Regions from separate parts of the Homo sapiens genome. Here region 2 is linked to region 1. A link is a contact called in ENCODE Hi-C data. All regions are on one chromosome and are shown on one strand. The core of a region is the stretch at or near the end of the contact, and the rest is flanking DNA. Distances in the headings are between cores, read along the strand shown. Region 1 holds the start of RAB3D (RAB3D, member RAS oncogene family). Region 2 holds the start of YIPF2 (Yip1 domain family member 2).

Region 1 (6,185 bases), core at 360-2,859:
GAATAGGACAAGAAAAAGTCCATCCTCGGGTGGTCACGTTCCTTCCAGTGGGAAGGTATTAACACACGTAACGGTCATTAGACAGTGCCTGGTATAGAGCTGGGGCACAAAAAATGTGACTGCTGTTTAATCTTCACACCCTGTGGCGTAACTGAGTCTGTATTGGGGTGGAGGGTGGGGAGACCTTTCCTATCTGGAAACCCAGAGGCCTAGCAAAGGGTTCAAGTGCAAGGCCGAGGGTAAGGGGCTCTGGCCCCTGCAGAACTAGATTCTGGAGAAGGCACAGGTGTGGACTTCGCCCCAGCGTGTGCAGCCGGTGTGGCCCAGGTGTAAGCTGGGGTGGGGTGGGGGGAGGACCTGCCAGCTGGATAAGCTGGATAGAGCCCCTGATTAAGGCTTGGGTGTTGACTTTGGCAGGTGTCAGCCACTGGGGCGCCTGCCGCCCACCAACTCATGCCAAATACAACCCCTTCTCTGAGTTCCAAGGGGAAGGGGTTTTCTATGTACAGGGCCCAGGTTTAGAGTCCAGTTCTACCCCCTAAATGGGTACTGCTATTTTCTATTTGTCAAAGGGGCCAGGCCTGTCTCCTTCTGCCCAAGGCTGACTCACTCCAGCCCCAGTCCACGGAGGCAGGAGTGAGAGTCCTTATACCCAAGGAAACGATCCCAGCCACTTAATTAACACAACCCCACCACCACGACCACTGCCGCCCACCCTTGGTCTTTCCAGGCAATCTGTCCCACGGCTAGGCTCCTTGAATCTGCCCACACTCCAACATGCTGCTTCATCCGAGTCCAAGGTGCTCCCTCAACCCTCATAACCTCTCCCAGGCCTCAGTTTCCCCAGCTGTCTATGGCCGCTGCGGGAACCGCACGGAGAGGCTGCAGAAGGCCTGGATGCAGGCGGGGCAGAGGCAGAGACAGCCCTGGCACAGCTATTTCTCAACTGCCTTTGGGGCTTTTTTCCATTTTAAACCAGGACCCAACCGGCCCCACCCCGTGTTCCAGGAGAACGAGTTTAAGGAGGGGAAGAGAAGAGGCAGGAAACCTTTCCCCACGCAGGGCAGGGCCGCAAGGCTGGGGCCCCCACCTCCCCCAGCCTTAGCTCACCTGTGTCAGTCGGTCCCGCCTCTTTCTAACCATCTGCCGACCCTCCCTCAAGCCTGGCCCCGGAGGGCTCGCCTCTGTTCCCCTTCACTAGATTTGGGGCGCCCCAGCCAATGCAGGTGGACTCAGGAGTTTCCCCCATCACCATATGGTCCCAACGCCTGTCCCCAGCTGGGCTCTCTGCCCCGCCCGCGCCCCATCAGCGCTTCCCAAGTGCCCAGCTGGGTGGGGGCGAGGGCAGAGGCGTTCCCCGCAGCCCCGCCTTTGTTCCCCAGACCCCCTACCTTCCTCCCAAACCCCCGTACCCCACAGACCTGCTCGGATGCGGAGGGGCCGGGTGGGCTGCGCTCCTTCCCAGGGGTGACCTCGCGTAGGGGGCGCCGCCTGCAGGGGTTCCGCCTGTGAACTCGCTGCGGCTTGGCCCTGGCCGCGACCCCGACCCCGCAGCCGCAGAAGCCAGCAGCCTGCAGCCACCCGGATCCCGCGCGGGCTCCGCCCAGAAGGCGGAGGAAGGGCCGTTCCCGGAGCGGGGGATGGGGGAGGACGAAGAGGGGCCGAGTCTTGGGCGGGGCTTTCAGAGAGCGGGTGGGAGGGGCTGGAAGCTGCACCAAGCGTCTAGAGCCCGTCCTAGCCAAGCAACATCTCATTTTCCCAGCTGCTTGTAAAGAGCTTCTACTATACGCACGGCTGTTAAAAGCATAGAGTCTTGGGCCTGGTTCGAGTCCCAGCTCCACCACTTTCTAGTCTTGTGGCTTTGGACGCGTTACTTAACCTCTTTGAGCCTCAGTTTCCCCATCCGTCAAGTAGCTCATAGCGAGAGTACCCAACCTCACAGAGTTGTGGGAGGATTCTGATCTGAGTTAGTGTTTGTCAAGTGCAGTGCCGGCCTTAAAGTAGGCTAGGCCAGGCGCGGTGGCCTGTAATTACAGCAGTTTGGGAGGCCGAGGCAGGAGAATCACTTGAGGCCAGGAGTTTGAGACCAGCTTGGGCATCGTAAGGAGACCTCATCTCTACTAAAAATAACAAAAATTAGCCAGGTGTGGTGGCGTGCGTCTGTAACCCCAGCTACTTGGGAGGCTGAGGCAGGAGGATTGCTGGAGACATCGAGGCTGCAGTGAGCCTTGATTGCACCACAGCACTCCAGCCTGGGCAACAGAGCAAGACCCTGTTTCAAATAAATAAAAATAAACGAGAGCTGGGCGCGGTGGCTTATGCCTGTAATCCCAGTACTTTGGGAGGCCAAGGCAGGCGGATCACTTGAGGTCAGGAATTTAAGACCAGCCTGGCCAACATGGTGAAACCTCATCTCTACTAAAAAAAAAAAAAAAAAAATACAAATATTAGGGGCTGGGCACGGTGGCTCACACCTGTAATCTCAGCACTTTGGGAGGCCGAGGTGGGCAGATCACCTGAGGTCGGGAGTTCGAGACTAGCCTGGCCAACGTGAAGAAACCCTGTCTCTACTAAAAAATACAAAATTAGCCAGGCGTGGTGACGCATGCCTGTAATCCCAGTTACTCTGGAAGCTGAGGCAGGAGAATTGCTTGAACCCGGAAGGCGGAGGTTGCAGTGAGCCGAGATCACGCCACTGCACTCCAGCCTGGGCAAAAAGAGCGAAACTCTGTCTCAAATAAATAAATAAATATACAAAAATTAGCCGAGCATGGTGGTGCACACCTGTAATCCCAACTACTTGGGAGGCTGAGGCAGGAGAATCGCTTGAACCCAGGAGGTGGAGGTTGCAGTGAGCCGAGATCGCGCCACTGCACTCCAGCCTAGACGATGGAGTGAGACTCTGTCTCAAAAAAAAAAAAAAAAAAATTAAAAAATAAATGAGGCTGGGCACAGTGTCTGATGCCTGTAATCCCAGCCCTTTGGGAGGCTGAGGCAGGAGGATTCCTTGAGCTCAGGAGTTCAAGGCCAGCCTAGGCAACATAGAGATCCCAACTCTACAAAAAATTTTTTTGAAAATTAGCTGGCCACAAAAAAAAAAAAAAAAAAAAAAAGAAAAAGAAAAAAAGAAAAAAGAAAAAAAAATTAGCTGACCATGGGGGCACATACATGTAGTCTTAGCTACTCCGGAGGCTGAGGCAGGGGGATTGCTTGAGCCTGGGAGAGAGAGAGGCTTCAGTAGGTTATGACTGTGCCACTGCACTCCAGCCTAGGTGACAGGGCAAGACTTTATCTCTAAATAAAGAAAGTTAAAGTGGGTTGGATCCCTTTGTGAAATACCCAGGTTTTGCTGGTGTTGGAATCCCAGCAATTCCACCTTACTCAATTTGCTGAACTTCTCTGAGCCCCCACTGCCTCGTGGGAACAAAAGTAGCTGCCTCAAGAGCTGCCACGTGGATGAATGAGGATGAAGTGCATTAGTTAGGAAGGGCTGGGTTATGCTTAGTAACAAGCACTCCCAAAGACTTCACGGCCCCAACAGCTAAGGTTTGGTTCCCATGATGGTTGTTTTGTGAAGTGAAAATGCAGCAAATTATGTACTGTTTTGTAATACTTCTCCTTGGAAGGGACACATGCCACCTCTGCTCACATTTCATTGGCCAAAGCAAGTCACATGGCCACCCCCAATGTCAGTAGGGTGGGAAATATGATTGTCCTCTAGGATCAGAACCATCTGGGCCTGGTGGCTGGCGCCCGTAGTCCGAGCTACTTTGGAGGCTGAGGTGGGAGGATTGCTTGAGTCCAGGAGTTGGAGGCTGCAATGAGCTATCATCACGCCACTTCACTCCAGCTTGGGTGACAGAGCAAGACCCTGTCAAAAACAAGACAAAACAGGCTGGGCGTGGTGGCTCACGCCTGTAATCCCAGCACTTTGGGAGGCCGAAGCGAGCAGATGGCCTCAGGTCGGGAATTCAAGGCCAGCCTGGCCAGCACAGTGAAACTCCGTCTCTACTAAAAATAACAAAAATTAGATGGGCGTGGTGGCAGGTGTCTGTAATCCCAGCTACTCAGGAAGCTGAGGCAGAATAATCGCTTGAACCCGGGAGGCGGAGATTGCAGTGAGCCAAGGTCATGCCATTGCACTCCAGCCTGGGCAACAGAGCAAGACTCTGTCTCAAAAAAAAAAAAAAAAAAAAAGACAAAACAGCCAGGCATGGTGGCTCATGCCTGTAATCCTAGCACTTTGAGAGGCCAAGGCGGGTGGATCACCTGAGGTCGGGAGTTCAAGACCAGCCTGACCAACATGGAGAAACCCTGTCTCTAGTAAAAATACAAAAAATTAGCCAGGCATGGTGGCGGATGCCTGTAATCCCATCTACTCAGGAGGCTGAGGCAGGAGAATCGCTTGAACCCAGAGGCAGAGGTTGTAGGGAGCTGAGATCGCACCACTGCACTCCAGCCTGGACAACAAGAGTGAAACTCCGTCTCAAAACAGAACAAAACAAAACAAAACAAAACAAATAATACATGATATGTCAGTGGTTAACAACATGTCTGGTATACAGCAGGTGCTCAATAAATGGGCATCATTATAGGAGAGGCTTACAGGATAAAATGGCTGACACTCCAAACCATCATGCTTCATGAATGGGGAAACTGAGGCTCTTGGCTCTACCCTTGCCTGCCCCTCCCCCTGCTTCTCATGGGGGAAAAAAAAAAGACAGCAGCCATTTCTGAAGAAGCATTTATTAGCATGCAGGGCCCATGCTAGAGGCTCCTTATTTCCAGGGCAAGGCCAGCGAGACAGAGCCCATTGCTCAGGACGCAGCCCAGATTGCAAAGAGAGGACAGCCCATGGTAGCGGAAGAAATTCTGGCGGAGAGCACTGTACTTGGGGTCCTTCTCTCGCAGCTGGCGGTAGGGATCGGGACCCTGGTGGCTGCCTGGTACCTCCCCACCCAGGCCTCGCTCCTTCTCCACGGTTTGCAGGGCCCACATGGCAGCTGTGGTGCGGGGTTCCAGCCAGCGGGCGTTGACAGTGGCCAGCGTAAGGCTCAGGAACAGCAGGTAAAGCTGGCAGGGAGAGCAGAGGAGAAGGTGAGCCATGCCTGGGAGGCCAGAGGGGCCCTAGGGAGGGTCTTTCTGCATCCTCAACAGCACAGGGGTGGGGGTGGGGACAGCACTGGATCAAAAAACCTGCCTCCCCCTCTTTCCTTGAACCCAGACTGAGGGACCCAAAGCAGAACTCCAGCTCTTCTACTCTGAAACTGGCAGCTCTGAAGGAAAGGCTCCATCCCCACCTCCTCTATCCCCCCGCAAAACCTCCCGAGCCTCTTCTCCTCTGATACTCAGACTGGAAGTCCCCAGAGCAGGATCTCTTTCCTCAGTGGCCACAGCCCAGACGCCTGAAGCTGACATTGGACCCACAGAGGGTGAATAAAAAGTCTTTGAGTGGCTGGGCGCAGTGGCTCATGCCTATAGTCCCAGCACTTTGGGAGGCTGAGGTGAGTGGATCACTTGAGGCCAGGAGTTCAAGGACAGCCTGGGCAACATGGGCAAAACCCCGTCTCTACTAAAAATACAAAAATTAGCCAGGTGTGGGGGCTGTCCCCCTGTAATCCCAGCTACTCAGGAGGCTGAGGCATGAGGATTGCTTGAACCCGGGAAGGAGAGGTTGCAGTGAGCCAAGATTGCACCACTGCACTGCAGCCTGGGCGACAGAGCAAGACCCTGTCTCAAAAACAAACAAAACAAAACAAAAAGTCTTTGAAGGCAGGCATGGTGGCTCATGCCTGTAATCTGTAATCCCGGTGCTTTCAGAGATGGGGGTGGGAGCATCACTTGAAGCCAGGAGTTCAAGACCAGCCTGAACAACACAGCAAAGACCCTCATCTTTTTTTTTTTTTTTTTTTTTGAGACTGAGTTTCACTCTTGTTGCCCAGGCTGGAGTGCAATGGCGTGACCTTGGCCCACTGCAATCTCCGCCTCCTGGGTTCAAGCAATTCTCCTGCCTCAGCCTCCCAAATAGCTGGGATTACAGGCGCACACCACCACACCCAGCTAATTTTTGTATTTTTAGTAGAGACGGGGTTTCACCATGTTAGCCAGGATGGTCTCGCGCTCCTGACCTCGTGATCCACCCACCTCAGCCTCCCAAAGTGCTGGGATTACAGGCATGAGCCACT
Region 2 (5,748 bases), core at 1,760-4,259, 410 kb before region 1:
TCAGGCCACACTTGTTGAGTGATCCATCAAGGAACCAAATGCACAACCTCACTCACCATACAGATCCGGCCGATTCCGCAGATGGTGCCGCACAAAGTTGTGGCCAGGCCGGGGCAGCAGTGAGCCTTTGATCCGGTCCAGGACCTGGGGGCAAGGCCAAGGTCAAGGATGGAAGTCTGCCAGGAGCTTCTCCCTTGTCCTGAGAGGCTCCTTCCCTGCTGACCTCCACCCTTCTCTTTCCATGCCCCACCTGAAAGAACTCAGCCTTTCCCTCTCTTTTTTTTTTTTTTTTTTTTTGAGACAGAGTCTTGCTCTGTCGGCCAGGCTGGATGGAGTAGTGGCATGATCTCGGCTCACTGCAACCTCTGCCTCCCGAGCTCAAGCAATTCTCCTACCTCAGCCACCCGAGTAGCTGGGATTACAGGCGTGTGCCACCACGCCTGGCTAATAGTTGTATTTTTAATAGAGACGGGATTTCACCATGTTGGCCAGGCTGGTCTCGAACTCCTGACCTCAGGTAATCCACCCACCTCGGCCTCCCAAAGTACTGGGATTACAGGCGTGAGCCACCGTTCCCAGCCCCCTCTTTTTTTTCCCTCTTTTTTTTTTTGTTTTGAGACGGAGTCTCGCTCTGTCACCCAGGCTGGAGTGCAGTGGTGCCATCTCGGCTCACTGCAAGCTCCGCCTCCTGGGTTCACACCATTCTCCTGCCTCAGCCTCCCAAAGAGCAGGGACTACAGGCGCCCACCACCACCCCCGGCTAATTTTTTGTATTTTTAGTAGAGATGGGGTTTCACCGTGTTAGCCAGGATGGTCTCGATCTCCTGACCTCATGATCCTCCCACCTTGGCCTCCCAAAGTGCTGGGATTACAGGCGTGAGCCACCGCACCCGGCCTCAGCACCCCCTTTTTCTTTTTGAGACAGAGTCTCACTCTGTTCAGGCTGGAGTGCAGTGGCACGATCTTGGCTCACTACCACCTCCGCCTCCCAGGTTCAAGTGATTCTCGAGCCTCAGACTCCTGAGTAGCTGGGACTACAGGTGTGTGCCACCATGCCTGGCTAATTTTTGTATTTTTAGTAGAGATGGGGTTTCACCGCGTTGGCCAGGCTGGTCTCCAACTCCTGACCTCAAGTGATCCACCGCCTCGGCATCCCAAAGTGCTAGGATTACAGGCGCCGACCACTGCACTTGGCTAATTTTTCTATTTTATTTTATTTTTTATTTAATTTTATTTTATTTATCTTATTTTATTTTTGAGACAGAGTCTCATTCTTTTTGCCCAGGCTGGAGTGCACTGGCACGATCTTGGCTCACTGCAACCTCCGCCTGGCGGATTCAAGCGATTCTCCTGCCTCAGCCTCCAGAGTAGCTGGGATTACAGGCGCCCACCACAAAGCCCGGCTAATTTTGTTGTATTTTTAGTAGAGACGGGGTTTCACCATGTTTGGCCAGGCTGGTCTCAAACTCCTGACCTCAGGTGATCCACCCACCCAGGCCTCTCAAAGTGCTGGGATTACAGGCATGAGCCACCCCGCACCCGGCAGTTTTTGTATTTTTGGTAGAGACGGGGTTTCCCCATGTTAGCCAGGCTGGTCTTGAACTCCTCAGGTTATCTGCCCACCTCGGCCCCCTTAAGTGCTGGGATTACAGGCAGGAGCCACTGCGCCCAGTCCATCTTTGGTCTTCTGCATATGCTGTTCCCTGTGCCTGGAACATATACTCCTGCTTCCCTACCCTATTCCCCAGGGAAGCCTTCTGTCTCCTTTAGGTCTCAGCCAATTCCTCACCTCCCCCAGGAGGCCTTTCTCTAACCCACCAGATTGTGTGTGTCCCCTGTGTTCCCATAGTCCCGATCCATAACCAGTCCCACCATAACCCTTTGAGAGCACCACAGTTCGTTCACCAGCACCCACCATCACCAGCACCCTGCCCAGGGGAAGAGTGGCTGAACCCTGAGCATAACTCTGAGCCCCATCCCACCTGCCTCCCCAGCCTGACCTGTGAGGTGTCCACGTCAAAGAAGCTCTGATAGTAGCTGAAGGTCCAGAATCCCGGCTGCTGCTGCTGCTGCTGCTCCTGCAGGAGCTGCACATTGCGGGCATTCAGTGCCTGCCCGGAGAGCCTGGGTCAGCTGGGGGCTGCAAGGAGGCAGGACACAGGGACTCACCGCGGCCTTGTCACTCTCCTCCTCCACCTCATCCTCGGCTCCATAGCTGCCACCTGAGCCCACGGCCACAGCCACGTGCCCTTGTGGGGTCAGCTGATCGCTTCTGCTGGTGGTGGCTGCATCTGGGGTGTCAGCCAGAAGATTAGTGGCCTCCTCGAATTCTGTGGAGGAGGTATATGGGACACACGCACGTTTGAGGGGTGGAAAGAACTCGACTGGGCCCAAGCTAAACCGATGCTCATCTGGGGGCGGAGGCTCTGCTGAGCCATTGATCTCCCCCAAGGTGGGGCCCAACTTCCTCAGTTTGGAGGCATCCGGAGGACATCTGTTCCCTTCCTCCTAAAGTGGAACTGCAACTTAGGGTTGACGCTGGGATGGGGTCAGGGTCTGGGGACGAGAGGCTCGGGTTTGAGGTCTGAGTTCAGGGCGGGGGCGGGGTTCGAGTCAGAGATGGGTCTCACTCCTGGGTCAGGGTTCACAGCCGCCTAGGCTTCGGGGTAGAGAAATTGGAAGCCGTATCGGGGGGAGGTTCTGGCCCGGGGCGGGAGTGGGAGATCCGGCCACGTCGGGGCCGCACTCACCATGGAAGGTCAGCTCGTCGGCCGATGCCATGGTCGTTCAGGGGCGTCTCCGCATCCCTCGCTGAGGACAGAGACCGGTCAGGCACACTTCCCCCCCGCCCCCGAGCCGGTCCCTCGGCCCCCAGCCCTACCTGGCGACCAACTGCACCCACGGAGGCTTGAACTCGTCGTCCCGTCCCCACAGGTGCGCTCCGCCCCCCCTCACCTGAGGCCACCTGGGCCGGCGTGGCTGGGGCTCTCTGCGCCTGCGCGTCTCGCCTACCCGTCAGACTCCAACCGACTCAGACCTGACAGCAACATCCGGCGCCTGTCCTCTTTCTATCCTCTCCCGTTGGGAAGCCACTTCCGGTAAAGTTGGCGCTTGCGCAGAAGAGACTCCCGGGCTCTTAACGTCGGGTATCAGGAGTTTCTTCCCGGAGCAAGGACCCCCAAGACGGAAGAGGATGGCCGCGGCGGCTCTGAGGAGATTTTGGTCCCGGCGCCGCGCAGAGGCGGGCGACGCGGTAGTGGCGAAGCCGGGAGTGTGGGCGCGGCTGGGTGAGTAGCGGCGGAAGGCGGCAGGGTGGGTGGCCGCCGCGACAGGGTGGGTGGCCGCCGCGGCCGGATCACTCTTACCGCGCTCCTCTCCCCTCAGGGTCCTGGGCCCGCGCGCTGCTCCGGGACTACGCCGAGGCCTGCAGGGACGCTTCGGCGGAGGCTAGGGCCCGGCCGGGGCGCGCCGCTGTGTATGTGGGTCTGCTGGGCGGCGCGGCGGCCTGCTTCACGCTGGCGCCCAGCGAGGGTGCCTTCGAGGAGGCGCTGCTGGAGGCGTCGGGGACCCTCCTGCTGCTGGCGCCGGCCACCCGCAACCGCGAGTCCGAAGCCTTCGTGCAGAGGCTGCTCTGGCTGCGGGGCCGTGGCCGCCTGCGCTACGTCAACCTGGGGCTCTGCTCGCTGGTGTACGAGGCGCCCTTCGACGCCCAGGCCAGCCTCTACCAGGCGCGTTGCCGCTACCTGCAGCCCCGCTGGACCGACTTCCCCGGCCGGGTCCTGGACGTGGGCTTCGTGGGTCGCTGGTGGGTGCTGGGGGCCTGGATGCGCGACTGCGACATCAACGACGACGAATTCCTGCACCTGCCGGCGCATTTGCGGGTGGTCGGGCCCCAGCAGCTGCATTCCGAGACCAACGAGCGGCTCTTCGATGAGAAGTACAAGCCTGTCGTGCTCACCGACGATCAGGTGGACCAGGCGCTGTGGGAGGAGCAGGTCTTGCAGAAGGAGAAGAAGGACAGGCTCGCCCTGAGCCAGGCCCACTCGCTGGTGCAGGCGGAGGCCCCGAGATGAAACCCTGAGGCCCCCGAGTCCTGGCAAACTGCTTGCCTGGGGTGGTGCAGTTCTGAGTGTGCCTCACCTGCAGAACAGCTGAGACAGATGATGTGCAAAGTGTTTTCTCACTGGATTTGCACAAGTTTGGGGAGCCTTTCTGCCCCCCGTCTTTGTTCTTTATTAGCTGAAGCTAATTCAGAGCCACCTGGGTCCGGGAGTTGGGGACAGCAGAACGACTTGACACATGTTCATCACTGGCAGAGCTGGTCATGAGCCTTTTATATAAGCCTTTTTCATCGGGCCTCAGAGGCCCTCCTTAAGGAGGTACCACATTGGTCAGCTGACTTGCAAACTCTTCTAAGGCCACTTAGATTTTCTTTTTCAAGTTTGGGTTGTGGCCTGGCATGGTGATGTCTGTAATCCCAGCAGTTTGCAAACTGAGGCAAGAGAATCGCTTGAGGCCAGGAGTTTGAGGCCAGCTAGAGTGACATAGCAAGACTCCGATGCTACAAAAAAGAATAATAATAGTAATTAACTAAATAAAATTTGAGCTGAAATGTTTTTATTCTATGACCTATTCTCTCTCGTTTTTTTTTTTTTTTTTTTTGAGACAGGGTCTTGCTCTGTTTTGCCTGCTGGAGTGCAGTGGTGCAATCTCGGCTCACTGCAACCTCTGCCTCCCAGGTTCAAGTGATTCTCCTGCCTCAGCCTCCTCAGTAGCTGGGATTACAGGCCTGTGCCAACATGCCTGGCAAATTGTTGTATTTTTAATAGAGATGGGGTTTCACCATATTGGCCAGGCTGGTCTTGAACTCCTGACCTCAGGTGATCCACCTGCCTCGCATTTCCAAAGTGCTGGGATTATAGGAGTGAACCACCACACCTGGCCTTTCATTTTGATAAGTAACATTTTTGCCATTCCCAGCTCTTTGGAAGGCTGAGGTAGGAGGATTGCTTGAGATCAGGAGTTCAAGACCAGTTTAGGTAAAATAGTGAGAGCTTTCTCAAAAACTAAAATATTTGGAAGGGTAAAGCAGGCAAATCATTTGAGCTTAGGAGTTCAACACCAGCCTGGGCAATATGGCAAAACCCCGTCTCTACAAAAAGTACAAAAATTTACCAAAGGTGTTGAATGAGAATTGAAAATATGTATACATAGAAAAATTAGCCAGACATGTTGGACCATGTCTGTAGTCCCAGCTATTCAGGAAGGCTGAGATGGGAGGATCACCTGAGCCTGGGAGTTCAACGCTGCAGTGAGCCACGATCGTGCCACTGCACTCCATCTTGGACAACAGAGTGAGACTGTCTCAAAAAGTAAAATAAGTGGATGGGCCCGGTGGCTCAAGCCTGTAATCCCAGCACTTTGGGAGGCCGAGGCAGGTGGATCACGACGTCAGGAGATGGAGACCATCCTAGCTAACACGGTGAAACCCCATCTCTACTAAAAATTCAAAAAAATTGGCCGGGCGCGGTGGCTCACGCCTGTAATCCCAGCACTTTGGGAGGCCCAGTCAGGTGGATCACGAGGTCAGGAGATCGAGACCATCCTGGCTAACATGGTGAAACCCCGTCTCTACTAAAAATACAAAAAATTACCGGGGCGTGGTGGCGGGCACCTATAGTCCCAGCTACTCAGGAGGCTGAGGCAGGAGAATGGCATGAACCTGGGAGGCGGAGCTTGCAGTGAGCC

The links. Hi-C counts contacts between places; a loop is a spot of excess contacts on that map. Pooled maps may share reads with other maps.
Region 2: a pooled map shows a loop between it and region 1 (3-fold over the local background). The contact joins the promoter of YIPF2 here to the promoter of RAB3D in region 1. A Hi-C loop is called at or near these places in 1 of 168 maps with a recorded cell type or tissue (naive thymus-derived CD4-positive, alpha-beta T cell) and 9 of 50 pooled maps.

The regions. Positions count from the first base shown.
Region 1 is chr19:11,338,048-11,344,232 of GRCh38, forward strand. It overlaps RAB3D (RAB3D, member RAS oncogene family), which reads right to left and starts at 1,610. Exons shown (of 5, transcript NM_004283.4): 1 at 1,422-1,610. It overlaps TMEM205 (transmembrane protein 205), which reads right to left. Exons shown (of 3, transcript NM_198536.3): 3 at 4,731-5,073. The coding sequence ends at 4,768. RefSeq lists a silencer at 1,393-1,652.
Region 2 is chr19:10,925,630-10,931,377 of GRCh38, forward strand. YIPF2 (Yip1 domain family member 2) reads right to left here and starts at 3,010. Exons shown (of 10, transcript NM_001321439.2): 1 at 2,882-3,010; 2 at 2,751-2,811; 3 at 2,170-2,330; 4 at 2,001-2,087; 5 at 57-144. The coding sequence starts at 2,781. TIMM29 (translocase of inner mitochondrial membrane 29) reads left to right here and starts at 3,182. Exons shown (of 2, transcript NM_138358.4): 1 at 3,182-3,287; 2 at 3,385-4,625. The coding sequence starts at 3,194. The coding sequence ends at 4,073. RefSeq lists enhancers at 1,641-2,343, 2,344-3,044 and silencers at 3,258-3,537, 3,578-3,627.